2 separate regions of the Mus musculus genome follow, and region 1 is linked to region 2. Evidence: chromatin loops called from intact Hi-C (ENCODE). Cell type or tissue: left cerebral cortex. All regions are shown on one strand. Each heading gives the region's core, and the rest is flanking DNA. Links, peaks and the distances in the headings are about the cores only. Region 1 overlaps Ptpn3 (protein tyrosine phosphatase, non-receptor type 3). Region 2 holds the start of Ptpn3 (protein tyrosine phosphatase, non-receptor type 3).

Evidence for each region. A loop is a pair of places that touch in the nucleus more often than their neighbours do. Peaks named below come from ENCODE experiments on the same cell type or tissue, not always from the same donor. Only the 100,000 strongest peaks of a DNase experiment are listed, where the experiment ranks them.
Region 1: a loop joins it to region 2, with 8 times the contacts of the local background. A loop is called at or near these places in 2 of 42 quality-filtered maps.

The regions. Positions count from the first base shown.
Region 1 is chr4:57,221,120-57,237,243 of GRCm38, forward strand. Ptpn3 (protein tyrosine phosphatase, non-receptor type 3) reads right to left here. Exons shown (of 26, transcript NM_001384115.1): 13 at 14,103-14,237; 14 at 11,203-11,379; 15 at 4,595-4,781; 16 at 4,387-4,464; 17 at 2,500-2,556; 18 at 779-935. Among named protein-coding and RNA genes, the nearest start is that of Gm12530, 57 kb to the left of the region's middle. In left cerebral cortex, for the core only: no CTCF peak of the experiment used is centred there; DNase peaks (open chromatin) are centred at 5,261, 6,828, 8,225, 8,616 and 2 more places; H3K4me3 peaks cover 461 bases; H3K27ac peaks cover 4,071 bases.
Region 2 is chr4:57,293,868-57,309,991 of GRCm38, forward strand. It overlaps Ptpn3 (protein tyrosine phosphatase, non-receptor type 3), which reads right to left and starts at 6,502. Exons shown (of 26, transcript NM_001384115.1): 1 at 6,414-6,502. It overlaps Gm12536 (a long non-coding RNA gene), which reads left to right and starts at 5,872. Exons shown (of 3, transcript XR_003955208.1): 1 at 5,872-6,443; 2 at 7,904-8,836; 3 at 13,296-15,049. In left cerebral cortex, for the core only: CTCF peaks have their summits at 6,062 and 6,928; DNase peaks (open chromatin) are centred at 5,425, 5,523, 5,929, 6,151 and 5 more places; H3K4me3 peaks cover 3,500 bases; H3K27ac peaks cover 3,235 bases.

The DNA.
Region 1 (16,124 bases), core at 4,473-12,472, 72 kb before region 2:
CCATCTCTAGTGAAGGGTGTTCGGCTCAGTATATTAAAACAATAACCGCAATAGGAACAATATTTAACAATCCTTTCTTTACTTATCTACAGTACATCCCCTCATTCCCCAATGCCCTGAGGATGCCATTGAATCTGCATAAGACTACCTACACTCATGTTATGTCAGAGCAATGCTGGTTAACTTGGGAGGCGCCTCTCAGTGGTGTAGGAGGTGGGGTCAAGTCCCTGCCCTCTGATCCTAGCTGCCTCCTGACCAAGCCAAACACGCAAAGTAAGATAGGACCAGGCAAGCTAACAGTGGAATGGGAGCTATCTGGGCTGGGGCTGGTTGAATTCTGGGGCTCTAGGCCTATGTAAAGAGGTACTGGGGCTGCCTCTCTCCAAAAGACCCAGCCAGGAGCAGTCAAGGCCCCTGCAGACAGATTATTTTTTGTTTCTGGCAGTGACAAGAAAGATACCCTAATTGTTAAAAAACAAACAAACAAACAAAAACCAAAAACAACTCTTCATTTTCAAGCGCTGTCTACTATGTAGAAAACACAGCAAGCAGCCCAGTATGGAATTTCAAGCTTTTAACTGAAGCATCCAAGAAGCTGAAGCGGAAGAATTGCTGCAAGAGAAAGTACAGCCTGGGCTACAGTATGGGAGGGAGCTGTCCCAGAAAACCAAAAAAACAAAAAAAAACAAAAAAAAAAAACCCCAAAGCAACTGGGTAGACAAGCCGCTGCTGCTGCTCAGGTGATATCCCTGTGGCCCCGCCCCCGGGAGCCTGTTACCTTTTCTCCTGATCACCAGGGCCAGTTCTCTCGAGTGGGACTCCCGGCTTGCTTTGATGAACATCACCACCTGGTCATGAGTGTGCTCTGAGATGTCCCGGCCATTGATCAACACGATCTGATCCCCCTCATTCAGCTTAGGCATGCAGGTATCTGCCTAAGGAGGGAAGCGACTTTCTCTGTTACCATAGCACCAGCCTCAAGGGGAAGAAGAAGGCCGCCTCCCTCTGATCCCAGACACCTGAGACTGCGATCAAATGTACCTACTCTCCCCTGGGCATTGCTGTCATCATTTGTATGGCTGCTGCTAGGTGGACCTAGCAGCTGGTGGTGGGATTTTAAAGTGGCTCTGAAGGTAAGCTGTGAGACACTTCAGAACAGGCAAGCCAAGTTTACTGAAGCCATTTTTCCATGGGAGCCCACCTTGCTAATTAAGATGACTCTTGATGCCTCCAACCTTCTGTTTGTTGGATATACTGTTTGAAAATGCTTAGCCAGGTACAGCAATGTTGTAGGAAAGCAAGCCTCCCTAATCCCTAGAAACCACAAACAAAAGGCTACTGGGAAATAACTTTAAAAAAAAAACAAAAAACTGTATGTGAGGGTAAGTGTGTGTGTGTTCACACATACACGGACATGGACATGTGTCTTCCTTGATTGTCTTCCACTCCATTACCAAAGCAGGGTCTCTTGCTCATCCTGGAGCTTGTCAATTCACTAGTCTAGCTATCCATCTGCGCTAGGGATCCCCTGACTCCCACACAACAGTATTACAGGTGGCCACCACCCCTGGCCCCCGACTTTAACGTGGGTCCTTGGGATCCAAACTTCAGTCCATGCTTGGGCAGTGTGAATGTTGTCCACTGAGCCATCTTCCCAGGCCCCAGGGGTAAGCTTGACTGAGGAGTGAAGGCACAGTGTTCACATTTATGTTTTACTGAAAGCAAACCATCACACAGAAACCAGGGGAGACGGTGGGTACGCTCACCCGTCTGCTCCATGTAGGCTTGGCAGTGCAACATGCTGCATCTTAAATATGTACACAGCAAGCAAACAGAAAAGCCAAGCAGTGGTGGAACCTGACTTTATCACTCAGGAGGAAGAGCCAGGAAGGTCTCTGTGAGTTTGAGGATAGCTTGATCTATAAAGTGAGTTCCAGGAAAGCTTGGGGCGACAGAGAAACCCTGTCTTGACAAACCACATCCTGCCCCGAAATAAAAAAAAAAGAAAAGAAAAAACCAGAAAGAGGCAAAGGATCTCTACTGGAAACAAGTGGAAAGCAATCTCTGCCTCAGTTTCCCTGCCTTGACTAGTACTTCCCAAAGTTAAATGTACACACCAAACATCCAAGGATCTTGTTACAGACAGATCCAAGGTAAGTAAGTAGGACCTGGGCCTGTCCCTGAGCTGGGGCCAGCGGCCCCACATATAACAAGGCCACAGGTGACATGGTGCTGCAGCTGCAGGGATGGACCACGCTGCACAGCATGGTTGCAGTTAACGGACATCCCACTCTTTGTCTCAGTCTGTCTGCCGTAACAAATACAAATCCATGCTGCTACCGATCAAACCAAGCAAGTAGCTGATCATATAACCATCCAACCAATCAGTCAAAGACAAACTAAATCTCAACAAAATCCAAGAATGGGGCGTACAGAAAGAAACTTGTTTGACGTAGGGGAAAGCAAACACAGGAAGTCACATAGTGTATATTTACTTACAGGTGACTCTGGGTTTATCCTCGAGACCACGAGCGGCATCTTTTGATCCACTCCTCCCTGTAAACATTTTTCAAAGTAAGCAAAATCAAAAATAAAACAGAACACTTGAGTAGTTTTGCTAACAAAGGTATGTAGACATAATAAATATGAGCCTTAAGAATTCAGGAAGGTTTTACGGGAGGATCAATCACGGGGGTTGGGGACCCCTTTTGGAATTCTAGGGCACACTGCTGACTCCTCTTTACCCAGAAGCATATCCTGACATTCCCATCACCTGAACTGAAGATGCCCTTGGAAAAAAACATTTCCTGGAAAAGAATGTGTGCTTACTTCTTCAAAAGAGGAGGCACAAGACCTCAGGAAGGGCCATGTGCACTGGGATGCTCCCCGTGTGAGCAGAGCTCTAGAGGGCAGGTAGCCAGCAGGGGCAGTCTGCTCACTGCGCAGGAGTGGGGGTACAGAAGGAGTACAGAGGTGGGCGAGGGAATGGGCATGAGAGAGACGGAAGTTAGATGCTTCCTCGATAGGTATTTAAGCAGTGTGGGGAAGAGGGTCCTGAGGCAGTCACTTAACCCCACCACCCAATCCCTGAAGCTGTAATCCAATGGGCACAGCACCCGTTTCAATAATGCTATATACACAAACAGATGGGAACTGGGTGGTGACAGCAGTTTGCAGCCACTGCCTAGAGGGACTCATTAGACCCAGAGACTTGAGCTAGCTGCCTTCACATATCAGCTGAGCAGGGCTGTATGGGCCTGGAAATAATCCCTCCTGGGTGGGCTGTAGCTGCATTTGATCACCAACCAGACACTCAACTTTCTGAGCCCCGGGATTCCTTTGTAAGATGTGTTTAACGGCTGTTGTATGCTTTATTTATTTCCTTCATTTTGAGATAAGGTCTCCATAGCTCTGGCTGGCCGTGAACTTCATACACAGTCTAGGCTGACTTAGAATAAACTGGCTCTGCTTATTCTGAGAACTCACTACAATGACAGGGATCTAGTCTTGCAAATGTTGGGCACATAACAACTACATAATACGAGGCAATTGAACTACTACATAAAAAGCCAGTTCTTATCCCTGAGTAGTTTCCCTTTATTTATTTATTTATTTATTTATTTATTTATTTATTTATTTATTTATTTTTGAGACAGGGTTTCTCTGCATAGCCCTGGCTGTCCTCCTGGCTGTCCTGGAACTCACTTAACTCACTCTGTAGACCAGGCTGGCCTTGAACTCAGAAATCTGTCTATCTCTGCCTCCCAAGTACTAGGAGTAAAGGCATGTGCCACCACTGCCCAGCTGTTTTTTCCTTTTTTTTTTTAAAGTGTATTTATTATGTATGAGTGCTCTATCTGCATGTACACCTGTGTGCCAGAAGAGGGCATCAGATCCCAGTACAGATGGTAGAGTCACCATGTGGTTGCTGGGAATTGAACTCAGGACCTCTGGAAGCCACTGAGCCATCCCCAGCCCTGAGTAGCTTTTCAATAGTGTGTGCACACGTGTGCTTGGGTTTGCGTTCACACATGTGAATGTGTGGCTATCAGTGGAGGCCAGAGGTCAACCTCGGGCTTTCACTCCTCTGCTGCTATCTAACTTGTTTCTTGAGGTAAGAGCTGGCCAGGGCTGCACCTGCTTCTGTCTCCCCCCTCCCACCCCACAATCTCTGTTAGGTAGATCCAGGGACTGAAACCAAGTCCTCATGCTTGCATGGCTAGAACCTTACCAGCTGAGCTCTCTGTAGCTCTAAGTGAGCTTTTCTGCTTTTTTTTTTAAACGCAGCGTAGGTAAGGTAGTAGATTTCTGACTGAAATTCAGAATCCACCTGAAGACTGTTTCGCTTGGTACCACCTAAGAATGCTACAGACGCTCGCAGTGTACCTTAAGGTTAAAGCCAAATCTTCCCTCTTCATCTGGTGTGATCCGGATCAGGACTAGGTAGCCATCTCCATCGTCACTCTAGAAGACACGTGAGAGGGTTGTTTACACCACTTCCTTCTGCAGTGGCTGGTGACAAGGTATTTTTCTCTCTGTGAGAACGAGTCACCAAGTCACGAGCGAAAGTGCACAGGACCCGGAAGTCCCTCACCTTATCACAGTAGTACTGGCTGGCGTCCTCGACGAACCCCCCTTTGGTCACCTTGTGGTAGTCTTCTAAGAACCGCTGGTCAACTCCATCTGGAGAGCAGGAGCCTGGAGCATTCGAAGATGGAGACACAGAACTGGATGACTTCTGGGTCAGGCAGCTTTGGGCTGGGTTGTTTTCGGACAAACTCCTTCATGGTGAGGAAAGAGATGTTTTATAAGTCAATCAATATTATCAGAGAAAAGATCATTGGTTGTTAGGGGCTGGCATCTTGAGATCACCACGGGGTCCTGGAACCTGAGCATTTCTGCAAAAGTCCTTGGGCTACCCATGCTATCATCGAGGCTAAACAAAGTCAAATCTGACTTAGGGCAGAAGGGCAGGGGGGACCAATGGGCCCTGAAAACAACCCCTACCCTAGTTGCTTTGAAGGTTGATGGCGAAATGTGTAGATCCACTCTGGTTTAATACGAGAGCTGTTGCCTAGGCTGGTTTTGAACTTCTGGCTCAAGAGATTTTTCTGCCTTGGCTTCCTAGCTGGAACTCTGCCTGGGACCCACTAATTTGAACATGCCAGGAAACAGAGCATCATTTGTGGAATAATGACCGGCAGGAGCTATACATTGATAATTGTTGTAACTAGCACAGCAGCCTGCAAACTCCCACGTGGACGGCTTCTCCACACACTGCACACATTCCCACTTCTGCTTTTGCCTTCACTAACACTCTATCCCAGGCCCTTGCCTGCGACTGTTCTTTAAATGATGCTTCTGTTCACGAGCAATTTAAAATCGGGGGGGACAGGGGCTGGGTTTTTTTGTTTCTCCTTCAGTGTTAAGAACCCAGGACCTCTCACATGGTAAGCAAGAACTGAGCTATTACCCCCCACCCTACCCCACCCCCGCCTAAATTAGACTACTCTAAATATAAAATCTGTACCTATTCGCACACAATGATTCACAGTCTTAATTTATTTGAACAAAATATTCACTGGGAGACCAGTGTGGAAACAGATATGTGTAAGAGAAGAATTGGGCCTGAAGGATTACTGGTTGTCATCTCTCAAGCCTGTGATATTAAAAAAAAAAAAAAAAAAAAAGGTCCTTTCAATAAAATTGTATCAATAAATACCCTGCTTACTTACGTTTTAAAATTTTAGTTCATGAGTTTTTATTTCACAGGGTTTCAAAGTGCTTTTTTCTTCCTAATACAAAACTCTGGTCTAAAGCCAGATGGGTCTACATAGTGAATTCCAAGATAGGCAAGGGTATATATAGACCCTGCTCAAAAAAAAAAAAAAAAAAACAAAAAAAACAAGTAAAACAAAATTAAAAATAACAAAAGTCTCCTGATCTAGCTCAAACAGGGAACATGGTGCTGGAGAGATGGCCCAGGGGATAAGAGCACTTGTTGTTCTTGCAGAGGACTTGCATTGGGTTCCCAGCACCCACCTGGTGGTTTATAACCATCTACAGTTTCAGTTTCAGGGGATTCAATGTTCTCTTTATGAACTCTGTGAGCATCAGGCACACATGTGGTGCACATACATACATGCAGACAAAACACTCATACGCAAAAAAAATATAATAAATCCTAAAACATTTTGATTCTATCTTCAAATAGCAAACAGCAGTCACTACACACACTGACATAGTTTAAGACACCCCGCATCCCAACCTGTCTTCTAAGTAGGGTTGGAGGAGAGTTAGCGTCAGGGTGGGCTAAGGAACAAGTGGCTAGTTTTTGGACCTATCAACTACACACTAAAGTTCATCCCTGCAGAAAACAATGACATTCTGCTTGGTATAAAGGGTGGACGGACAGAGACCCAAGGAGGAAATGGGACAATGAGAAGGTGGGCGGAACACTAGGATGCCGGGAGAGAAGAGGCCAGGATGGTCAGGGCTCCCTGCGGAACTGCAGGGGATTGAAGCTGTAGGGAGGATTCATAGGCTACTGAGAAAGGCGTGAAGGAAGCAAGAAGCCATTTCTGAGCAGGAGACAGGCAACACGATGAGACCTGTCCCCATCCTCCAGAAAAGAGCAGTCAGAGTGGGACAGGCACACCCCAGGCTCTGGGGATGAAGGCGCAGAGGCAGACTGTCAGGCATCCGAGGACTACCTATATAACAGGCACCAGTGACAAATGCCACCAGAGAACAGTATTTTCTGAAGAGCTGCAACGTTAGAGAGATGAGGAAGAACAGCACTCCCCCATCAAAGACGCACGAACGTGGGATGCTTTCTCTCATTCCAAAGATGTCTGCGAGGTCCAACCACATGAAAGAGAATGGCAGCAGGAAACAGGACCAAGGAAGACTGAGGTTCCCAGCAGGTGCAAACTGGGTGGCTCTGAGACAGTGGTCCCTCCCAAGACACACGGGAGCCATGACACAAAGATGAAGAGCAGAGATGAGGTGGGGAGGTTCCAGGATCTTGTGGGTGTTTACCCACCTAGTCCGGCTCAGGGATAATGGCAGTCACCACCACCCACAAGGAAACCCTGTCCCTGGCTGGCTCCCTGAAGAGACAGACCCCCTCCCATATTTGCTGCTGTATTCTGGTAAGGGTGCCTAAGAATAGTGGAAGAGAAGGGGAAGGTAGAAACTGGCAAGAAGAGCCAGACTGCTTAAAGGAAAATAGGCAGGGCTGGCAGAAGGACTGGACAGCAATGTGGTGTGTGTGCTAAGAGCCTGAGGCGGGAGCCGGCAAACCAGGCCAGCATGGAGATGTATCGCATAGTCTGAGAAAAATACAAACACTTTCCTTCAGTATCCCCTGAGGTGCGGTTCCAGGACAGCATTCGCCACAGATGCTTAAATCTCTTATACAAAACGCTCTAATGGCTTCATTTTATTTATGTGCACCCTCCTGTGTTTTCAAAAGTCATCTTTCGGTTACTTACAGTACTCAATTCAGTGTCAATACTGCACAAACACTTGTGTCCTGGCCTGATGAGAAGAAAAAAAAAATCTGTACACGTTTAGCTCTGACCCATGACCAGGAAAGATCTCATGACACTGGACATGCAGTTGATTGACAAGTCTGTGGCTGCAGAACATGTGGGCGGAGAGGGTCAGCTGTACCAACAATCCGAGTGCCTAACAGCACCACAGCCTGCCTCACGACTGGGATGCCTGTCATTGGTAGGGTTCACAGACCCCACGGTCCCAGAAGATGGGCCATAGAAACTCCTTCTCTTTGGTTGTAGATGGAGAGATAATGCCCCAAGTCCCCCTCCAAAGTATACATTTAAAAATGAATGCAAGAGCTATCTTGTGTCCTGTATAAGAGGGCAGGCCTTCAGCCAGGAGGCAAACAGCCAGTGAGTTACTATGACAGCAAGAGAAGACTCTGCGGTCCCATGCTGGTGACCCACCAAAACATCTATGAAAAAGAAACTCTGGAATACAAATCTGAGCCGCTGTGAGCCTTGTCTCCTTCAGCATCCGCGCCGAGGGTAAGCTCTCCCTCAGCACACACCTCTTCCCTCCCTTGTATCTGGGCGAGGGGGATGAGGAATTTGGGGATTTTGTTTTTACCATGAAGAAAAAAGCTGCTTCTCTGCCAGCATTGCAACTTCCCCTGGAAGCAAGGAGAAGTTCAGAGCAGCGCTGGGAATAACAAAAGCGCCAGCCTGCCTGGGCACAAAGCACACTGCCAAGGCTTCAAAACTATAATCATAAACTCCGTGGCACCGCTATAAATATGGAACAAACCAGCAAGTGACTCATCTGCCGGGACGATGTTCCTTCCCTGTGCACTGGGGGTGGGGTAGGTGGGGTGGGGGTGGGGCTAAGCTCCCCCCCTTCTCTTTTTTGAATTACATTTAATTCTTCTCCAAAAAGAGTCCTCCTCGTCTGATTTCTTTGACAGAATACTTCTTTTAGACTCTTAGCACCAATTTTTCTGCAGAAAACATGTCAAACGCTCCTTAAACATTTTGTAAATACAATGGTACCGGCTGAGTTTCTTCTCAGTTAAGTTCAGACTAGCCGGTATCTCTTGCTTGGGGAATAAAGCCCTCCTCCACCCCACCTCACACGCTCCAGATGTTGAGGCTTCAGAAAGTCCAGAAGAGAGCGATTTCCCTCCAGTGAGGAGGGGTCCTTGATGCCGTGGAGGGGATCTAGGCTCTGGTTTTCCAACCATATACCACGTGCGAAGCCCACCAACAAAACAGGCTCTCGGAGCTGTCAAGAGTCCCCACCATCTGTTTCTCTGAATCCTGGGCTGCAAAAGAGAAAATGCTCTGGGAGTCACCTTACAGAGAAGGTCTCATGGAGACATTCAGAGAATCAGCATGCAGTATGAACAGAGCAGGAAAAAAAAAATCACTAAAGTCAACAGAGCTCAGACACACAGACATTAAATTGTACTTCATTCTCAAGAGTTTAAATATAAGTAGCCCCATCAGAGTTGTGGCTTGCAGATCTGCCCCTGAAAGCCTAGACATACTCACATCCCTTGTGGCTGTCAAACAGTGGGAAAATCTGTGTAGGCCCCCGCCTTTCCCAACCCTGACAGTTCTCCCAAGCCGCAGAGGCTCAGTGTGACAGGGGAGGCAGATGACACAGTACTGACCCAGGTCTGGAGGAAGCTAAAAATGAAGCCTTACCAAATTCCACTTTGTGGTCCCTTCCTAGATGCTGAACATCCATCTTACTTCAGTTGGCTTAAAGCTAAGCAGCTTGCCTGTGGTGGGTGGCTGCTGTATAGGCCAGTGAAAAAAATCTAGATGCTCTTCAGTGCCGTAAGCAGGGAACGTGTATGTGGGCTTCCTTAAGCCCTTGGATGACGTTCCCTGAACGCTCTTTTCTCCTTGTGCCAAAGAAACAGAGTCTGGAGGCCAGGGAGGACTGACTGGTTCTAATCGACGTCTTCTATACTCCTGCTTTGCATGTCTAGATCTGTTCATAGCCAGCAAGGCCACAGGCTTATGCAATGAATCCCACACCCACCTACTGCGACCTTCCCAACAGTACAGCAGGTTGCAAGCTGCAGGGACAGAGTGATCACTTCAACTAAAGAATCCTGGAGTTTCTGTCACAAGGAAATAATGACTGCAGGGACGGACCATTTAAGCAGAGGTTTTAAAAACGCAGATCAGCTGAAGACTATTGTTTGCTGTGGGCAGGACCTCTGTATGGAAGTGGAGAGACCTGCAATTCACCTGGGAAAGTCTAACACACATGCATGATGTGCTTAATGTCTATGAAGCCTGGAAGCTTTGTTGGCAAACGTGTACAGATTGGCCAAAGTGCCTGCTTGCTAATCCTCCTCCAACAGGGAGGCGTTACCTTTCTTGGTTTGGGCCATTATTTGGGGCTTAACAGTTTGAATATCCAATGGCTAAGACTGGCCTCCTAATGCCTTACCCGTTCCTATCATGATTTAATTTAAAGATATGGTGTGTGATCTATGGTTTACCTGTTCCGAAATGTGATTGGAGATAGCTTATCCCCAAGCACTCATCTCTGACAGAACTGTAAAGGTGAGGCGGGAAGAGAAGCGACAGACCTGACGCCTGGGTCTGGTGAAGCAAGAACAATGGAGTCTAACAGAGAGCAGCTCTGAGCTGATACTCAAGGCAAAAGGGAGCAGATGCACGGCTGTTCCTGAAAAACTCAAGACTCAGACCCGTCTTTCAGGACAGACATGCTCTTTGCTGGCCTTCATCTACGAGGGGGGAGCGTCTCTTTAGGAAGAGCGAAGGTAAACTGGCTGTGGCGGTACCCCAGCATTCGAGAGGAGAGGACGGGATGGGAGGAGCAAGAGTTTATGATCATCTTCAGCAGCAAGTTGGAGGCGAGCCCAGGCTCCATGAAAGCCTGCAGCAAGTGAATATTAAACGGAACAGTGAAAGACCAGATGTCTGATGGCCCCATACTGCAAGCCATAGTAGGAAGAAGGACATTGTCTCACTGGTCCCAAACAAGAGAGTGGCCACAGGAGGCTTTTGAAAAAACTGTCCTTAGCAAACATTTGCCAATAAAAGCCTTCTTTTACATTTTTAATTGGTGTATGTGTGTGTGTGTGTGTGTGTGTGTGTAGTGCACACATGGAGGTCTGAGGACAACTAACTGGTAGAAGTTAGTTCTTTCCTTCCACCATGTCAGGTCAACAGATTTGGCAATGAGTGCCTTAGTTTCCTGAGCCATTTTGGTAGCCTTGCATTGTTTTGTATTTCTCTTTACCGAATTAAAACAAACCCCAAGGGCATACTGTTGTTCTGGCAGGCTCCTACATGTTAGTATGGTCCTGGTGACTGAGGTCACAGGGTGGTCGAGCTTACGTGTAGAGGAATCAGGGCAAGCACATCCTTGGCTCTGTACTTGGCTATATAGAAATATCTCAGACAAGCTCTGCATATGCCCTGGGCAGGCAGGGCAGTACAAGACCTGCAGGTTCTGGGAGCGTGGTAGCTGCTCTTCTCTGAGCTCAGGCACACAGTTTGTCACCTGTACAGACGGGCATTAGAATTTATGTTCCCATCTCAGGAGAGCACCTTTGGGAGCTCGCTACAGGTACCAGATACCGCCTCCTCTCAACTGGCACTTTGGACTGAGCAAACTCAACAGATACAAAGATAGAAAGATACAAGGTCTTACTCCCGGTGTGGGCTGTGGTTCTGGGAGACTTCAGAGTCGCTGTCTTTGGGGGACAGGGGTCCCTTGTAGGTATAGAACACATCCTCGGTTTCTGTGATGTAGGTCATCTCATTGGCCAGGTTGTCCGCGGAGGAATGGCGGGGCTTGCGGATTTCATGCCGGAGCCGAGGACTTCGCCTGCAAAGGGGAGAGGAGCGGTACAAGAGGTCTGACCCAATGGCAGCTGTGTGACCTTGTGACCTGGCCTCTCCATGGATGCCCTGCCTGGTGCTTAGAAAGTCAGATCCAGAGCTGGGTGTGGCAGTACACACCCATAGCCCCAGCACTAAGGAGGATTAAGTGTTAAGGGCCAGCTGGGAGAATTAATGAGAACCTGTCTCAAAAATAACCAACACAAATATAAGTCAGAGCCAGTGAGATCATTCTTAATCCAGCAGAATCCAGCCAGGATGACACAAGTCTCAGGCAGGTCTGGGTAAGGGGTGTGGCTCCCAGAACCATGGTCTCCACTTAGAGGTGGGAAGATCTAAACTGGCTTATGCCATTGGTCCGTGAAACTGACTAAGGGTGAGTTAGTCTTCTAGAAAACTTAAAACATAACTTTTCTCACCAATTCAACAATGCACACTGAGAGGTTTAGAAAGAAGACAGTATTAACTTCTCACTGAATTTCACTTGATCCAAGAAGAAGTAACTGACTTTAAACATTTTGTGCATGTGTGGTGTATGTATGTGTGTATGTGTGTGGTGTATGTGTACATGTGGATGTGTGCACGTGTGGTGTACGTGTGTATGTGTGTTCCTTGACCATTCATGTGGAGGTATAGGGTCAGAGGTTGGTATCAAATGTCTAGCTTATCTTTGGAGATAGGGTATCTCACTGAACCTGGAGCTCATTAACCCAGCTAGGCTGTCTGTCTGTCTGTCTGTCTCCTTTGACCCTCCTGTCTCTGCCTCCCAGCTCTGGAATTACAGGCATCTACATCCATGCCTTGCCTTCTAAGGTGTATGATAGCATCTGAACTCAGGTCCTCCTGTTCACACAGCAAGTACTTTCCATCGACATCTACGGACCGGAGATGCTTGGGTTTTTTTTTTTTTAATGTTCTCCTTTTTAAACATCTGTAATGTGATGGGGACCAGCATGCTACAAAGTAGCCAGGGGACCTCAGATAAGTCCCATCACCCTCTCTGGACCTCAGCTGTACCTACAGCCCCTGAGAATGAGCCAGATGGGACAGTGTTCATAGAACACTTGGGACTGCCCCTGGGTATCAGGCTCTCTATCACCTGATCTCAAGCTCTCTTCTACTGCACTCCTGGCTTCCCTTAGTTAGCTATTTCTCTTTGGGACTCCCAGGGACTTGGAATTCCCCCCTGTTCCTGCACAATCAATACTATGTGTCCATTGTGTAAGCAAGATGGCTCTTGGGGTTTTGTTGTTGTTTTGTTTTGTTTTTTTCTTTTTTTTTTTCCGAGACAGGGTTTCTCTGTATAGCCCTGGCTGTCCTAGATCTCACTTTGTAGACCAGGCTGGCCTTGAACTCAGAAATCCACCTGCCTCTGCCTCCCAAGTGCTGGGATTAAAGGTTTGTGCCACCACTGCCCAGCAAGATGGCTCTTTTGACTCCTGGAAGAGGATCTATATAATTAGTAGCAAGAGAGCCAAGCCAGTGTTATAGTCACATCCAATCTTGCTAGTTCCTGGAGCTCACCCGGGGCTCTCTCTGCCTCCTTGACAAGTTTCCACATAAACTAAGCTGGTTCTTTACAGCACATGTCATCATCGTCATCACCACTGTTGCCCAGGACATGTGGTCCCCTGTGGGAGGTCCTTTCCTAGCAAGTCTCTCTCCTCATATCTCTTAATCCCATAGATCCTAGCTAGGCAATGTCCACCTGTCTTGCAAGCTACAACACTAATCCTATGGAGCCAGGGTACAATCTTTTCCCGCTTCACTTCTCTTGCAGACACTCGGACACTCACAAAAAAACGGCTGAGGCCTTTGTGGACCATTAAAATAACGAACAGAAAATTTCGTTTGATCCTTTTCTGAAATAAGCTTATGAAGAAGCCTTCATACATTATTCCATTTGTGGCAAACTTAGAACCCCGGGGGTCTCACATCTTTCTATCCTTAATCCTTTTAAAGTCTTTACCATGGGACTTCTTAGAGCTTAAAGGCGCTATCCTATGCTACGATTCTAAGGCAGGCATTTCAGGAGGCCTCAGGCCAAATGTTATCATTTATTTATTTTGCAGGGTTATGGAACGAAACCAGGGTCTGCACATGCTCTGTGTGTACTTTATCACGGAGCTATGCCCTTAGGCCTGTCCGGATTTATTAATTTTTCAAAGAAGAAGTTCAAGAATATAGTTAGGTGGGATAATGTCAAATATTCTAGCATGGCAGGGTAAGTCTGATGCACAATAATCAATTAAATAATCTAAAATGGCCAGTAGAAAGGATATGCTTATTTATTTATGAGAGTATAGGTCTGTGTAGCCCAGGCTAGCCTAAAGTCTTTATTCTCTTGTCTCAGGCTCCTGAATGCTAAGCACGCAAGTATCTACCACCATGTCCAGCTACCAGGAGGGATTTCCAAGTTCTCAACACAAAGAAATGCTATTTGTCTGACGGATGTGGCAGTTAACTTGATCTGAATACTATATATGCACTGGAATATCACCATGTATTTCATGAACAGATAAAACCACTTAGGTGAGCTTATTATAACTTTAAGGCCACCTTAGCATCATCAGAAGACTGACTCCTGCAATGCGTGAAACACACACGGGAAGTCTGACTCTACGCCATCTCTGCTGAAGAATTTAAAGGCAACTCTGTTTTTCAAAGACAGAAGGTATCTGCCGGTGTGTGGCATAAAGGAGTACATACCAGTTGGGGGTGATGGGAGGGGACCGGGAAGGCAGGCTCTTGGTTTCCAGCCGTTCCACTGATAAGGACCTCCTCATGACTGGGTTCCACACCATCCCTCCAATCACCTTTTTGCAATATTGGTTATTTACAGACCTGAAAAACAGATGCAGGGTCACTGTCCACACTGACCTGTCCAACAAGAAAGCAAGTGCAACATCCACAAAACGTAGCCTTCCCCTGGGAAGGCGCTTACTTAGCACCACAATGACAGCAGCCCCGGTCACACCTGCTGGGCTATGACCAGTGGAGCCAGCTTGCAGAGTGTCCTTTCAAAAATTTTAAAGATTAGATTTATTTAATTTGGATTGGTCTGTGTACGTGTGTGTGTGTGGACATGCCACTGAGTCCTTGTGGAGCTCAGTGAACAACTGGCAGGAGTCAGTTTTGCCTTTCCACCATGTGGGGCAGGGGATCGAACTCAGTCCGTCAGGCTTGGCAGCAAGTGCCTTTATCCGCTGAACCACCCCATTGGTCCAGAACTTCCCTTCTTGTTCTTGTTTTTCTTTAAGTCTTTTGGTGAAAGTGCTTCTGTGTTTCTACTACTTTAAATAGCTGAACTGCTTCTAGACTGTCCCAAAGCTACCAGGTTAGAAGGAGTGTCAGAATAACACAGGCATCACAGACCAACACAGGGTCAATAACGTCAACGGATCCACCTCACTTGCCTCCCGCTGGCATGAACAAAAGCAGTCTTCTGTGCAGATGATCTCTGTCAACCCGGCCACCAGATGTGGTAACCATAAGTCACTGGGAACTCTTTGACAGAGAAGCAGAGGATGTGCTTAGAACAGCCTCAGGTCCTATCCTCTGACTGAAGGATATTTCTGAATTTTATTTATAGTTAAGAGAGCTGGGCTGGTGAGGTGGCTCAGTGGGTAAGAGCACCCGACTGCTCTTCCGAAGGTCCAGAGTTCAAATCCCAGCAACCACATGGTGGCTCACAACCATCTGTAACAAGATCTGACTCCCTCTTCTGGAGTGTCTGAAGACAGCTACAGTGTACTTACATATAATAAATAAATAAATCTTTAAAAAAAAAAAAAGAGAGAGCTGACATCCCGAGGTATAGATCGCCTTAGTAAACTGTCTGAAGTCTGGTTAGCAGTAACAGTTCTGGCATTTTCTAATTTTACACCATGCTCTGATGTCTTAAACATTCCATGTATTTCCTTATGCCCCAAGACCAGCTGATGAAAACAACAGAACAAATAAATACAGTGAAATTCCGGTTCTAGTTTACAGTATCGACTGCGGCCTTCACTCTGATCAAAGTTCACTATAGCATCACCAGGAGACCTATTCCCCCGAGGTCAGTTATATCAGAAGCCACATGACCACTGATTAAGGCTGTCAAATTAAAGTTAGGGAAGCTGGCAGCAAGGCTTAATGTGGCAGATCCCTAAAGCACATGTCAGGGGCTATTAATAGAAATTTGGAACTGTGCCACTGTCCCTGGAAAATAATGAACAGATTCGTCTTTCACAGAACCTATCAGAGGGCCCAACACACAGACCTACAGATGTATCTCCAGGGCTGGGCTGGCCGTGGTTTCCTTGACTGCCAAATGATCAGAAGGGATAAGGGCTGGGGAGATGGCTTAGCTTGGTGCTTGCCACCAAGTCTAATGACTTGAATTCAATCCCCGAGTCCCACAGGACAGAAGAAAACTGACTTCCAGAAATTATCCTTGGCCTACATGTGTTTTCCTCCATACCACCTGCACATACATACATACATGTGAAATAAAAAGAACAATTTAAGAGTCAAAATTAGAAAAATAATATATGGAGCTGGTGAGATGGCTCAGCAGGAAAGAGCACTGACTGTTCATCTGAAGATCCTGAGTTCAAATCCCAGCAACCACATGGTGGCTCACAACCACCCATAATGAGATCTGACGCCCTCTTCTGGTGAGTCTGAAGACAGACAGCTACAGCGTACTTATGTATAATAATAAATAAATCTTTGGGCTAGGGCAAG
Region 2 (16,124 bases), core at 4,216-12,215:
GAGCTAAGGTGTACAGATTAGGCAGCAGTGCTGTAACTATTCATTTCAAGAGTCTAAAAGTTATAGGGGTGGAGAAGAGGGACAGGGACGAGGCTCCCTTGGCAAAATACTTCTCTAGCAAGCACAAAGCTCTGGGTTCTAACCGCACAAAAACCCAACGTGGTGGTTCACACCTGTTAATCCTCAACTGCACATAAAGACTGAGGTTAGCTGGCCTCCATATGACCCTATCTCAGAATGAAAGAAGTGGTATTTGAACAAGATAATTATTTTTTTTCTCCTATGAAAATCTTTCTCTACATGCATGAACCAGCACACACACACACACACACACACACACACACACACACACACACACATCTGAAACAATGAAAGCAGAAGAAGGAAGACACCAGCAGAAGAGGAGAAGAGGCCCGGGAGAGGTGGAAGAGGGTTAATCAACTTGAGCAAGGTGCTAGTGTATGGAAAGGTTATAAACCTGTTGTCGGGGGCTGGTGAGATGGCTCAGTGGGTAAGAGCACCCAACTGCTCTTCCGAAGGTTCAGAGTTCAAATCCCAGCAACCACATGGTGGCTCACAACCATCCGTAACAAGATCTGACGCCCTCTTCTGGTGTGTCTGAAGACAGCTACAGTGTACTTACATATAATAATAAATAAATCTTTAAAAAAAAAAAAAAAACCTGTTGTCTTTGCACTCTAACTAAAAAGTAAAATAAATTGTGTACTATAGTGATGTCCAAGGAAAAACACTACACACTGGGTTATGATAAATAGGATAAAATGGTCATGAGGGCTGGGGGTGTTCCTCATGGTGTTCTCGAAACTTTTCTTTAGGTCTGACTAGGTCAGAAGAAATTTAAAAAACAAAGCTTAAAGAAAGGGAGGGAGGGAAGGATGGCAAAAAGAGGGGCTGAGATCTACTCTGTCTTTGTAGCAGGGCTCCCAGGGCAGACACGGAGACAGGTACTAATACAAACCAGGCTAATTACCATAAAGTTGCCACTGTGAACAGGGCTACCACGGCAAGGTTGTGATAGCCTGAACATCCCAAGCCACACTAAGCTGGCCTGCGTGGAAGGAAGCCATTTGCAAACCCAGTCAGCCCCAGGCTGCAGGACCATGAGGCAGGGCTGGAAGCTCAAGGCCAGAGTAGGTGGATCGGGGCCAAGGGAAGAGCTGAGCTTGGATCTGTCCTTACCCTAGAAGCGATAGACTGGACGGGTGACAGGACATGTGGAGGCCACTGTGGTGGTGGTGGTGACAGCTGCCTCTTGGAGAAGCACCATCTGTGTGTTTCTCCTGCCCCCTGACACCATAATGATCTACAAACCACATGCATGCATTTGCCAACCAGAGGCAGGGAGGGGATGTGGTGGGTCTGAAGGGGTCAAACCATGTGCCGAGTGGGCAGGGACGGCTGCCAGGGAGCTGTTGCCTCTCAGGCCCGGCCCTCAAAGCTGACTCATCCAAGGGAGGTGGGTACAGAGGCCAGGACTCCACCCCACACCCACGCCTGTCTCCACTCATAAACACAACACCCAGCCAGCAAGGCCCTCCAGTCTGAATCCTGCTTTTCTTCAGTCCTGAGGAAGAGCACTCACAGCCTTGACTTGGGAGAAGGCCTCCCTCCATGGGGAAGCTACTCGGCAGTGACTCCGGGACTCCCATACCCAAGGGAGGGGACTTTCATGTCCCAGATCATTAGCTCCCTTAAGAAAGCCTGTTTAAGGGACATAAGTTCTATGATAGTCTTCACTTTACAGGCAAAGAATCAGTTTAGGGACAGATGCATGTTCCAGTCCTCAGCACGCTGCAGGGCCTTTTGGGAAGTCACTCCCATCTCTCAGCCTCGTTTGTTCAATGCGTCTGTGAAATGGACTCGGTAGGAGGAGTTGCTACACCTTAGAGTCAGAGAGGGGTGCCGTAGCAGAGACTCAGCACTGAAAGTCCATGGCTGCAGTCATGTTTGTTCAAGCATGTGCAAACTGACAGTTTATCAGGGGCTTGCGGTTTCCAGAACTATCCCAGTTCCACAGCCTGTATTCTAACTTTGCACATAAACCATCAAACTGCCTCAGAAACTCCACTCTCTCGTTACCCAAACACCTTCCGGGCTTTCTCTTAAAGAGAGAGAACACCTGCCAACCTTCGTTTTCACCAGACGGACGGACAGGGCCCAGCCTTATTTCAGGAAAAATGTTGTCAGCTGAGCCCCACAGCACCAGGGAGAAAAAGCCACCAGGTCTCCTGTGATCTTCCATTTGGTAGCTGCCCAGCAGGCACTTCTGTTGTCTCCATCGGTGGGAGGACACCCACTGAAGGAGACATGCAGGGCAGACAAGCTCAGCTCTCACCTGCCTTCCAAGCAGCCTTCCTGGGGAGGCAAAGTGGCCAGACTGTGGCTGTGAGGACTCAGGCAGCGTCCGGTGACCAGCAAAGGCCATACTAACTCGAAATAAGAGACACCCGAGAAGCACCTCTGACACAAGTTATTCCAATGCAGAGGAAAGAAAGAAAATCTAACGGTTAGCTCTACACAGAGTGAGGCCTGCCTGACTCAGCAACTAGAAAGTAACCCCCATTACTCTGCATGCCAACCACCTTGGAGGCATAATGCAAGTGCTAAGCCGTACCCTTCCCTGTGTGTTTTTCCTGACAGCCATCCTTGCTGCTTAATAAGGACCTTCAACCTGACAGGACCTAAAATCACACAGGAGGCAAGCCTGACTGCCAGGCATTTTCTAGACAGGTTAAATAAAGGTGAGAAGAACATTCACAATGTGAGTGGTACCATCCCCTGATCCCAGGTCCCAGACTACATAAGAGGGAGAAAGTGAGCAGTCGCCTCTCCCTGCTTCCTGACTGTGTATCCAACCTGACCAAGTAATTGAAGCCCTTGCAGCGAAGACTTTCCTGTCACAGTAAACTATACCATGGGAGCCAAAATAAACCCGCCCTCCTTAAGCTGTCTGCCAGGTATTTGGTCACAGCAATGAGAAAAGAAACACACTATGGCTGTCATCACTTGCATCCAACTTGATCCTCCTTCACATCACTCAGGAGATAGATGGGTGGATAGATAGATGCACATACGCATGTGCACATGGTCTTCGCAACCCCACTGTGCACACGTTCACAGTCCAGCTCGTCTTCTAGCTCTGCAGCATCTTCTAGTCTCTAGGCCCGACACATATTAGAGACTTCACAGAAGTCTGCATTTGCTATTGGATCTGCACTTAGGAGGGCCTTGGGATAGATAGCCAGGTAACTTGGAGGTAGAGATGGTTTCGGGTGCAGAAACTCTAGAAATAAATTTGAGACTTCTGGATTTCAGCCGGGGGGGAGGGGGAGGCTGGGGGGGGGCACTACAAAGAGATTCATGGAGTCTCCTCTGCCAAAGAGTTAGGAGACCTCTGTGAGATCAGAGCCTGAGGTCACTGGGCCCGGACAAGAGCGATGTGGATATGACCCAGTCCTCTCTCATCTGCAAAATGAGGGAAAGGTCCCAGAGGATTGGCCCACACACCCACTAGCTGAGCCAGGCTAGGGTACCACCAGCACTCCAGCCCTGGCAGAGCCTGAGGAGAGAAAAAGGGGCAGGCTTTGCTTTCCAGGAATTGACTGATGTAGGAGAGTGAGCCCTGTAATTATGGTCGAGAGGGGGGACCACAAATCACCGATCCCTTCCCAACATGCCAGTCCCTGGGAACTGAAAGGGAAGAGTGTATGCCACGTCTTTGGGCTCCTCCAGCAAGTTAGACCCATCTTAGAAAACAGTGCCTCTTGCACCCACAGACCTGTATGTAGCTTAGACGGCCACAATGAGTCCTCTTACTTCTGTTCTCACTGCCTTTGCCAGCTCACATATGTGTGGTGTGTGTTGGAGGGGAGGGCACAACACTGTAATTAAACTTCCAGGTCACAGCCAACAAAAACTGAGAGCAATTCCCATCCCAGGACTGAGACCAACGGCCAACCTACAACCTCGATTTCTTTCTGGGATAAGATCTGTCTCTGACCTTGTCTTACTGGCAGGGAGTCGAGACCTCAACAAACATATTAAAAACTACCACACCTTTGCTGTGAGATCAGGTAAAGTGAGGGCTTCAAGCTGAGATCTTGGTTAGCTGGGAGTCCAGAGTCACACTAAGGCCCATTACAGATCTGACCTGAGCTGGATGAAAGATACCCTGGATTCCAGGTTGGGGGGGGGGGTCCCTTGGCTTATTCACCATGTTTGCCTACCCACAGCCCTGCATCTGCAAACAGAAACATCTGCTCATAGACATGCCTCAGCTCTTCTAAATGCCCTCAGTAACCTCCAGTCTGCCACTCAGGTCTAATTTGCATACACTAGTCTGTGGATGAGACAAATCACCAGGGACAACACAGATCAATATAGAGTAATAGGCATGTTTTATTCTATTCTAATTCTCGGCAGACTGGTATTCCATTAACTGTGTGCTGGGATTTATGGGAGCGCTCATATACTAGAATATTTAACTAGAATGGCCTACTCTCAGTCAGAAAATAGCTTACCATTGTTAATTTTCAACTAGTCAATCTCAGGAAGGCTTCCGTTTTCCAATACAATCTAGATCTTGATTTAATCATCGGGAAAGACATCTGTGTAAGACACACATGGCAGTCTTATCCAGAAGAAAAAGCTCTGCCCCCAGAACCAGAAGCATGGTTTCCTCCATCCCAGTCATACCCAGGACGGTACAGTTGCCTGCTCAGAGCCTCAATGTCTTCCTCTATAAAATGGGATCGTGACACCAGTCTCAGAGGGAGACCTGTAAAACTGAAATGAGATAGTCCACATACCTAGCACAGCTCTGCAAGGTGACTGCAAAGGTTCGATATTATCATTGAAAAAAAAGAAAACAAAAGTCCAGATGAAATCCTCATTTAGCCTAGGTTACACAGAAGGCGGAGGCTATCTCACTCAGTTAATTCTACTAAAAGGGGAAAGAGGGACGACACGGGGGGTGGGGTGGGGGAGGGGTGGAGGTGGTGAGGCACTTCAACCCAGACACTATATAGAGGCATTCCTGGTAGGCACGGTCGGAAGCAGGCTGCTACTGGAACCTACTGAGCAGAGGCTTTTGGGCACTCTGTAATGCACAAGGAGCAGCCACCACAAAGAACGATCAAACCCGCTGTGAGAAGCTAAGAGACCCCCGCTCCCCAATCCAAAAACATAAGGTTAAGCATGAGAGCTTTGCAGAATATGCATCTTTTTCCCAACCAGGATTTCCAATTCATCCGCTTCGACATTTGCAAGATGGATCATCTTGCAAAAATAGTTCTTTCTGTGAGGCCCGAGTGTCAACTTCTGGAGTTTCGGAACTCACAAAGACTGCCATTAAACAAGAGCAGCTCACCACCGCTCTGTGGAGTTGCTTTTTTCAAAGCCTCAGCAGACGTTCTCCTGGGCACAAACACAGACCCAGAAAATGACTGCCTAATTCTACCTTCCTGACAAAATGGGAGCCATGAGGGTCTCTAACTGAATTAAAATCACATCACGCCAACTGCTCGCTTGCTTTATGCCGGGCACGGAGCCAAACACCTCCACACCATTTATCCTACTTAATCCACCACCAACCAGGCGAGGTGGGCATTATTGCTGCCTGCGTGCAGTGGAGGAAATGGAGGATCAGAGAGGTTAAACGACTCGTCCAAGGTCACCAGCTGGCCAAGGGGAAGAGCCCAACTTGAACCTAGGTCTAGAGTTTCCCAACCACAAGTTCCCTGTACCTTCACGGAACACCCAGGTGTCAAGTTATCTTAACTTCTCATGAATTTTTTAAAGGCAACCCTCAAGTTCGTAATAAGTTTAGGAGGCAGCAACCGGGGGCGGGGGTTTCCGGGCGCGCTCTCTCCCTGCACAACGCAGCAGTGTCACACCGCAAGTTACCAGAGAAGCCACCCCGGTCGCCCGCGGAACGGGGCGGATTGGTTTGGCACTGGAGTTCGTGCCAGGCCCAGGAAATGCCATCTTTGCAATCTGAAGGGGAATTCGCCCCGGGTGGCTGAGCTTCGGGGACCGCGGAGAGCTGGATCCCCGCAGCGGTGCGCCCCCTCTGCCGGGCTGCGGATACCTCGGCGCCAAGCCCAGGGCTCGGCCAGACTGGAGCGCACGCCCACGCCCGCGCCGCTGCGTCCAGAACGCCCAGCCTTTTGCCGCCCACGCCCGCGCCCCGCCCCAGCCCCGCCAGGTGATCCGGGCCTGCGCCCCCCGGATGCCCGACGTGGCGCGGAGACCTGGGGCTACCAGCTCAACCGCTAGTCCTCCCGCGTGTCCGCCGAGCCCCGGACCGGGTGGGGGTTGGGTAAGCCCCGCGTGTCCGCGATCGCAGCAGCCCGCGCTCCGACCCTCCCCGCAGAGGACCCAGTCTCCCATACCTGCAGCATCCGGGGGCGCGGGGCGCCCAGGTAGGTCGCGCGGGCGGGCGGCACTGAAGCTCGCTCGCGCCGCGACCTGGCCGCCGTCTGAGCATGCCCAGTGCAGCCCGCGGGCGGCTCCCGCCGGCCCGGCTGTGGCCGCGACGGGCCCGCGCGCGGGGCGGGGGACCCGGGACAGGGGCGGGCCCGGGGCAAACTCGTGGGACGCTGCCACTGGCCTCCGCAGACCACCTGCCAAACTCCCGCAGACCTCCAGGTCCCCTGGCTCACGCACGCAGCCATTCGTGCTTTTAGCATTTATTGAACACCTACTGTGTGCCTGGCTTTCCCGGATTGCATGCCTAAGAATGGCAAGGGCTTGGCGCTCAACGAATCTGAAATGACAGCGAGCCTTGCGCGGTGGCTTCGTGGCTGAGTTGGGGGTCTCGCTGACTCCAGCGGCTCCGTGGCTGAGTTGGGGGTCGCAGGGCTCCTTTGCTGGTCCTAGGACACCAGGCAGGTTAGCCCTTCCCAAAGCCTATAGGGCCCCTAGTGGCGGGCGTTCCAGCCGGCCTCTTCCGCCTCCTCCCACACCTGTCTTCCTGCGCTCCGACTGCACCTTCCTCCCCATCATACCCTCTGAACTTGACCCGCCTGGAGACCTTTACACTGCCTTTCCCTCGAGGTAGGACGTCTTTTGCCCTGCTTTGCTGGTGTTTCGAGCCCTCTCACCATTCAGGTGCCTCTTGTAGGAGAGACCTTTCTGGCTACCTTTCTAAATTAGCCCTGACCTCTTGCTCCCTCTCCAAGTCCATTACCGCACTCCAAGCATGTATCACTTATCCATTCAACAGTTACTTACGTTCTTCACACTTAATATATAGACAAAATCTCTGCCCCTTGTTGGGAGTTTAGAAGGGACTTTCTCGCAACAAACAACAGGTCCGTAAACAACGCAGGGTATTAGGTGATAAATTCTAAGAACAGGGGAAAGGAGCCAGGCAAGAAAGATAGGGGGTGGCCCGGTGAGAGCTGGTGGAACAACCAGATCAGGTGACAAATACCATTCAGTCACGCAGCTAAACAAGGAAGCTTTCTTGGGACGATAAAGCCGGTGCAAAAACAAAACAAAAACAAAAACAAAAAAACCTCAAAACAAAACGAGCGCAAGCTTTGTGCCCGTGAAACGGAAGGGCGAGCGGAGGGGCTGCTGGAGTATGTTGCCGGCTGTCTCTCGCGACTTAGATTTCCCCCTTAAGGAGTACCTCCCCTCTGTGTCAGCTCGGTAACTCCGCCTCTCAAGAGACCCAGCCTCTAAACGACGCTTGGCTTCCAGTAAGAACTAAAAACGTTTTGTTGAATGAATATGATAACAAAAGGATGGAGAGATGGTTAGGATTCTATGGTCGGACCTGGGTGCTAGATATCCCGAGAACCTTTTGTTCCCATGTCACCACGAGACCCTCAGCCGTGCCTGACTTCCTGGCTTAGATCCCGGTCTCTGTCCCAAGGTAGTGCACCGCTGCAGGCGCCGCCAGAACCTCGCGTCCGGGGAATTCCTACAGAGCCCGGAGTCCTAGGGGTTGCACTGTCCTGGCCCCGCCTAGGATCGCACGCAAAACCTGGAGCTCGGGCGCCAGGGCAGCACTTTTCGGAGTGGCGGGGAGAGCACTGGGCATGCTCGGAGCCATGGGAGCCCAGCGTCCGGAAGGAAGAACCCCCAGAGGGATTGGCGAAGCTGCCCACTGAGTCCCACCTGGCCGTCAGTCTTCTACTTCCCTGCAGGGAGTACTGGGTCACCCTCCTCCCCCAAGCATGGTGGGAAGACTTGAAATTCAGAGACAGCTGACTGAACACAGTGTCCTCTACCAGCTGCTGTGTGATCTGCTACCAAAGCCTTGCGCTCTCTGTGCCCTAAATAATACAAATGCCTACGCTTGGATCCGGGGGAGTGTGGGGAATTGAAAAAAAAAAAAAAAAAGAAAGAACGGGAATTTATTCAGTCCACCTTAAATGTTTTTTCCCCTTGATGAGGCTTGAATCCAGGGCTTTGCACACAGTAAGCACGAATGTCTTCCAGTGAACTAAGCCCTGTCCCAGACTCATTTCTTAAGTGCCTATCTCAATCATTCATCCATCATCCTTTAACACTTTTTGGACTGCTAAGGTGAGGGACCTGGGAATTGTTAGAACTGTCCAGTTTAAATAAAGCCTGCTGGAATACATCGTTACCATTTCTTTGCTGTCACTGCTTAAAGCAGTGTTCTCAGATTTGAGCTGGAAAATAGCTGAGAACTTCATTGAAAAGCTCTAAAAGTTATTTTTTAACGAATTAAATTTTTTTTTTGTTCGCTTTTCGAGACAAGTGCTTCTCTGTGTACCCCTGGCTTCTTCTGGAACTCACTCTTATACATGCCCAACTGGAAACAAGTGGATGTTCAAAGGTAGAGTAATGACTGATTGTGTTCTGATACATTGGTTGAAATAATTATTACAATTAAATCTTGCTGGGTCCCTACTACAGGGTCTGTGGGTAAGGAAATTTGCAGCCAAGCTTTCTGTCCTGAGTTCAGTCAATCCCCAAGACCTGTCAGAGTGGAAGAGAACTGTGCAGCTTGTCTTCTGATGTTTCACATGTGTGCACACACACATACATACATACATACATACACACAATAAAAAATGAAATTATGAAAGTATACTGCAACATGAAAACAACGATGAGTGGAAAAGCTGAAAACAATTGACTGTGGAAAGGTGACACGGACACACTTGCTAAGAATGCAGATAATAGTTTTAAAGCCAGGCACTGTGGTCCATGCCTTTAATCTCAGCATTTGGGAGGCAGAGGCTGGTGGGTCTCTGTGAGTCTGAGGTCAGCCTGATCTATAGAGTTCCAGAATAGTCAGAGCTACACAGAGAAACCCTGTCTCTAAAAACCAAAACCAAGACTATATAACAATAATAATAAAGTTTGGGGAGTTTGAGTTGGTTTTTCTCCCTTAAATTTATCCTCTAACTCCTAAGTGGTTTTGTTGTTGTTTTATATGTGACTTTTTTTTTTTTTTTTTTTTTTTTTTTTTTTGGAGACAGGGTTTTGTTTGGTTTCCGACCCCTGGACAAGGGACTAAGGTACATATTTTACATACCAAAACATACCTGGCGTCCAGGTTCTCCCAGCATCCCCCAGTCCTACCTGGCATACCCTGCCCCCAATTCTAAACATTCCAGCATACCAGCTGGCCTGCCCTTCTCCGAGAGGCTCTTCACTATATAATCCAGGCATGTTGGTCTGCCTCTTCTTTCTTCCTCCTTCCCTCCCTCCCTCCTCCCTTCCTCTCTCCTTCTTTCTTTCCCTCCCTCCGTCCCTCCTCTCCCTCTCCCTTTCTCTCCCTCTTCTCTTCCTCCTTTTCTGCACACACACCTTCTGTCTTTCTGTTCCCCCTAACCTCCCCCCACTCCATGACTTCCCTAGGTCCTTGGGGCCAGTGAACTCACCCCCCCCCCAGAGCCTTTCCCATTAAACCTGCCTTTAATATATTCTAATCTGGCTTGAATTGGCCCATTTCACTGGCAGACAAATAGCCAACCTATCAGGTATCTCTGTGTAGCTCTGGCTATGGGAACTCCTGGGAGAGTTCCTTCTCTGGGAACTCTGGGAACTCCTTCTGTAAACCAAGCTGAACTTGAACTCAGGGATCTGCCTGTCTCTGCCTCCTGGGTGCTGAGGTTAAAGTCATGCATCACCATGCCCACCTTCGACATTTTAGTTTTTGGTTTTTTAAAATGATTAATGTCTTGATGTTACGTTTGTGATAATAAATACATAAAGACCTAGGTATGGTGGCCTACATCTTTAATCCTAGCATTGAAAGCAGAGGCAGGCAGGTCCCTGTGAGTTCTAGGCAAACTTGATCTACATAGCAAATTCCAGGACTCTATAAAGAGACCATGTCTCAAGAAAAAAACAAAGAGGGGCTGGAGAGATGGCTTAACCCTTAAAAGCACTGGCTGTTCTTGCAGAGGACTTGGGTTCGATTCCCAGCACCCACATGGCAGCTCATAACTGTAACTCCAGTGCCAGGGCATCCAGCAGTCTTACCCTGACATATATGCAGGTAAAATACCAATGCGAATAAACCAAAATAAATCATTAAAAAGAAAACAAGCAAAATTTTAAAAACACAATGAAGAAAATTCCCCCCTAAGATAAAATTAATTTCGTCTTGTATGTATCTAATCCGTTGTGATTAAGTTCAAATGTGGCCAATGTTTTGCATGAATTTTTTTTCTTCAGTCTTGACAGTTGGTTTGGGTTTTGTTAGTTTTTAAACTCAAGTTTCATGGAAAGCAGTTGGGAGTGGGTTCACAGCTGGTGACAGGGGTGGGCTCCCAGCTGGTGACACTGGGGAGGATCTGAAGCCTAGCCCATTGACCTCCTAGCTGGGTGTCAGGTTTTATGGTCTGTTACACACACACACACACACACACACACGCACGCACGCACGCACGCACGCACGCACACACACATGCACGCGCACACATACACGCACGCGCACACGTGCGACTGATGAGTAGAGGAGACTGTCCTTTTAGTCTGCCTTGCTTACCCTCCTTTGATGTGCTCTGTAGACCGCAGATTACTTTTACCCTTCTGGTCTCCTGTTACTGTTTTGTTCTCGGGGCCAAAATACTAAAGTCCAGCCCTTTAATCTGGTGCAGCTGGATTGGCCTGATGTTATTAGCTTGAACGACAGGTGATCTTAAGAGTCGACACGCCCAATCTTACGTGAATGGGGTTTCTGGATGGCCATGTAATCTTCACCGTTGAATTTAGCCAGCAAATGGGGCCTAGTTACGAACAAGACTGTACTGAGCCGTGGAGAATGGATCCAGGCCCAAAGGGACTCATGTAGATAGATGGTGTCCCTGGACAGTCATTTGGGGCGGGGGGGCAGAGTAACAACTCACTAAAGACACACAGTCCACAGACCCCTCAATAGTCCTGCTGATGTTTGCTGGAGCAATGCAGGGACCCCAGGAACAGTTGCTATTAAGCTCAAATAAATTAGTTTGTTCTTTGTCTTAGTGGTGCTGGCCCCCAAAATCCAAAAAAATCCCCAAACGACAAACTGAGGGGTGATTTCATGACAGAAGAAGATATGCAGCAGGCTAAAAGTTCACCTCTAGTAATAGAACAGATTGATGGAGGAGAGGTGCCCGAGCAGTATGAGAAGCAAGCAGAGTTAGCAGCCTCCCCAGGAAGACACCATTTGTTTAGAATATCCAGAGCCCAATACTGCAGAGCAGCCATTGTTTAGGAGAATTAGTGGGAAGAGTTTACTGGAAAAAGCACCACAGACCATCAGTCATTCGCATCAAGACTCAGGAAATCTGGACAGTGATTGATTGGCGGGGCTCCCCGCTGACTTGCTAATGCTTATGAATTATTTGTGCTGTTAATGTAAGCACATGAGGGGTTCCAGAACAGAGAGGGGCGGGTAAGTGGTGTTGATGGAGCACAAGGAAAGAATAAGGCTTACAAGCATTGTGCTTTGGAGGGCCTCCACTGAGACTAAAATCACCGGGTTGAACTACAGAAGGTTGCCATTGCGTGGGTCAGAATGATTGGACGAGAGCAGCTTCCTGTATTCCAGCAGGATGGGTGTACAAAGGAAGACAAATGAGCTGCCCAAGCAAGTGACTAGTGGCCGGGGCTTCCTATTGCATCTAGGGTAAAAGAGTCAGCTATAGAAGGTATCTTATATATGTGAAAGATGTCCTTTGGGCTCACAGGCTCTAGTTTTAAAATAAGCTTGGTTTCTTCTATTGTCGGGGGTGGGGGTGGGGAATGAATCAAGTGTTAAAGCTGGCAAGGGAAAGAAATGCGGAAAGAGAGAAAGAGTGGTTATACTCAGAGGTGATGAGAAGTGAGAAGACGTGGAGAACCAAGCAGGCCTTTCCCCTGTGGTGGCTGTGGGTGGCAAGTCCCTGACCCAAAAAGAGAAAGGAGGAAGCAGTCAGGTGTCAGTTACGAAGTGTTCATCAGCCAGGACCCCTCAAAGCTAGAGCATTCACTTGACTATTTATTAGGCATCTACTGTGTGTCAGGCACTGCTCTACGCATTTAGGAGACACCAGCGTCAGTAGACAAAAACCACCACCACCCCCTCCTCTGGATGATGTCTTCTAGTGCAGGGAGCTAGGAGGGATGATAAGCAAGTCTTGGGGATATGACTCAGCCACAAGAGAGCTTGCTTAACACGCCCAGGGCTCCATTACAGTGGTTTTCAACCTGTGGGTTGCAGGCTGCATACCAGATATCCTGCATATCAGATATTTACATTATAATGCATAACAGTAGCAAAATTACAGTTATGAAGTAACAACAAAAGCAATTTTATGGTTGGGGGGGTGCGTCACACCACACATGAGGAACTGTATTAAAGGGTCACAGCATTCGGAAGCTTGAGGGCTATGGCTTTCTCAGCTCAGCACTGCATAAAAGTAGGCATAGTGCTGCCTGACATGTGCCCATAATCCCAGCACTTGAAGACAGAGGTAGGCGATTCAAAAGTCAAGCTTGCCTGACCTAGTGATACACCCTTTTAATCCTTGCATCCAAAAGACAAGAGCAGATGAGTCTCTGTGAGCTCAAAATTATTCTGGCCTCTGTACATAGTGAGTTCTAGGCTCACCAGGAATAGAAAGTAAGACTCTGACTCAACAAACAAACAACAAAAACAACCAAAACCCGAGGTCATACTCAGCTACATAGTGGTTTAACGCCTTCCTGGGCTACTGGAAACAGCAGTTCTATACATAACTGAGAAACTTACTCACTTAAACAAAGACTAAGAGGGAGTTATTCACACCGGGTTTAAGAAGAGAATCTTCTAACAGGAGAAGCAGCCAATCCTGGTACACTTGGGGGAGCATTTATACATGAAGGAAGCCTGAAACCTTGGAGAAAGAGGCAGACAACAAATTAGAGATTATCATTGAGGGCTGGGACAAGAGCCTTCTCCAGCACCCCCAGGAAGGACTCCATCTCCTGTCAGAGATGACCAGTTTCCTGGCAGCTAAAGGCACCTGTCAACATATCCAAAGGTAAATGCTGATCATGGCCTACTTGACAGTGATTACAGACTCAAATAAAAAGTTGAAAATCATGGAGCAGCTGTCCCTGACAAGAAAGGCAGCCGGACCTCCAGACTGTCCTTATAGGGAGAGAGAGCATTGACCATTTCTCTCAGGATGCTTGCGCCTTCAGGAACCCCTGAGGCCCCTCAGGCATGAATCTTAGAACAGATAAAACCAGACCATACTAGACCCTATGAATTTGCTGCTGTTTGGGAAAGCAAAAGTGTAAGTTGAAGGACTTTGGAGACCTGCTCTGGAAACCTAATGTATTGAGGTTTTAGAAACCGAGACAGAGAAACCAGAGGAAGGAAGCCTCATCTATGCATGGCTGTCATGTTTAAGCAGTGATCCCTCCTGAAATGGGTACTATCACTTTCCAGCGCCCAGAGAGAATGGTTTCTCAAGGTTCCCAGCCATACTCTAACCTCACCAAGCAAAAGGGCAGAGGGGAAAGGAAGAGGAGATGGAGGCGGGCTATCCCCTACAGACAAGACTCCCAGATGTCATGCTTTCTCTGCCCTTGACCTTGGCTCCCTCTTCTGAGGCCAATAGCAGCTAATCATGTGACAGGAGAGGAGGGAGTGATGAGGGTAGTAGTCACAGGGGTGATGTTTGTTAAGGGGAGTGGACCTTAAAATAAACTTATTAAAGTACGTAGGATACACAGAAAAACAGCTCAGAGAGGCCCTTGCCTCGGTAGGAGGAACCCTACCAGTCAGTGAAGGGAGGGTGAATGTTTTACCATTTACACTAAACGTTTTGGTGTCTTCTGAATTTTGTACCACGTGATCTCTAGCCTATTTAACAATAAAGGTGTTGTATTTCTGGGGAAAACAATTGTGGAAGAATGTGTAAATTTTGTGTGTGTGTGTGCAAAAATATTTTGCTTTTTGTTTCCACTACCCAACAGCAAAGCGCTGGTTGTTTGACATGCCAAGGCTACATCAGGGCACAGTCATGGAGAGGGTGCTGGAAGGGTGCCCTGCCTCAAGCCCTCTTAACCCTCACTGGAAACTCACATGGTTGAAGGGTGGAACAGGAAACAGAGCTTTGGATGAGGATAAAAGAGAAAGGAAAATGGCCACAGTCACCTCGGGGGCAGGAACGATGTTTTCCTGACATAGCTGGTCCAGCCCCGTGGTGGGAGAAGCCAGTGGGAGAACTTCGGTGCCCAGGCCTCAGTGGGAACTCACATTCAGGCAGCGACATCGCCTGAGAACTCAGCTCTTTTGGCTTTCCAGTTCATCCCTGAGACACCAGAAACTTGATCTGTGCCCAGAGCGCTCCACCTCCTGGTGACATTTCAAGAACAGAGCCGCTGCTGGGCTGCCCAGTGCTCTGGCGACCTTCTAGCGTAGCTCGGATGACACATCACAGGATTTCCTCAACTGCGCCCTGGCGTCCTGCTGGGATGGCTTTTTCATTTTTTCCATGGGACACGCATCCATTGCATCTCGGTACAAACAGGCTGTCCAGCGGTGCCTCTGTAAACACGAGTCACGTGTGGAGTTAAAGGGCTCGTGTACTGTGGGGGACAGCGGAGTTCTCAAGACGCGTCTTCACGGAAGGGACGTGGCTGAACGAGGCTTTTAGGGTTCCGGACAGGATGTCCAAGCACACACATGGCTCCTCCTCAGTCCTAGCTTTGCCTCCCAAGATGCAGCTCTCCAGTAGTAGCATCAGAAAAGGTCACTCTCCCATTTCTTCATCTTTGTCTTCTGTTGCCATGGCATGGATCTGGAGGCTGAGAAAACCTAGGCAGGACAATCACGTCTGATCTTCCTGTCTAGGCTTCCTATTGCTCTGTGAAAGTGAGAAGAGGGCCCTTCAGGAAGGGCTGCCTCACTTCATAACCATCGACTGCCTGCCTGCCTGCCTTCCTTCCTTCCTTCCTTCCTTCCTTCCTTTCTTTCTTTCCTTTTTCTTGGCTTTTCTTTCTTTTTTAAAAAAAGATTATTTATTTATTTTATGTGTGTGAGTACACTGTAGCTGTACACATGGTTTTGTGGTTGTTTGGAATTGAATTTTTAGGACCTCTACTTGCTCTGGTCAACCCCGCTTGCTCAGGTGGACCCAGTGTCAGATCTCATTATGGGTGGTTGTGAGTCACCATGTGATTGCTGGGATTTGAACTCAGGACCTTCAGAAGAGCAGTCGGTGCTCTTACCTGCTGAACCATCTCTCGCCAGCCCTTTTTTTTTGGGGGGGGGGGCTTTTCAAGATAGGGTTTCTCTCTGTAACTCTGGCTGTCCTGGAACTCACACTGTAAACCAGAGCGGCCTCGAGCTCAGAGATCCACCTGCCTCTGCCTCCCAAGTGCTGGGATTAAAGGTCTGCACCCCCACAACCCAACCTTTGCTTCCTTTTGTTTTATAATGAAGTCTCAGAGTAGCCTGGAACTGACTTTGTAGCCTAGGCTGGCCTGGAACTCCTCCTACCACCTTAGCCTTCTGGGTACCATCCAGGATTACGGGCATATAGTACTACTGTATAATCAGCTCTTGCGGAGGTGGGGTAGGAGGCAATGACTAACCCAATCCGGTAAGAAAGACGTCAACTTTTAGACCCCATCACGTCTCAATATCACTA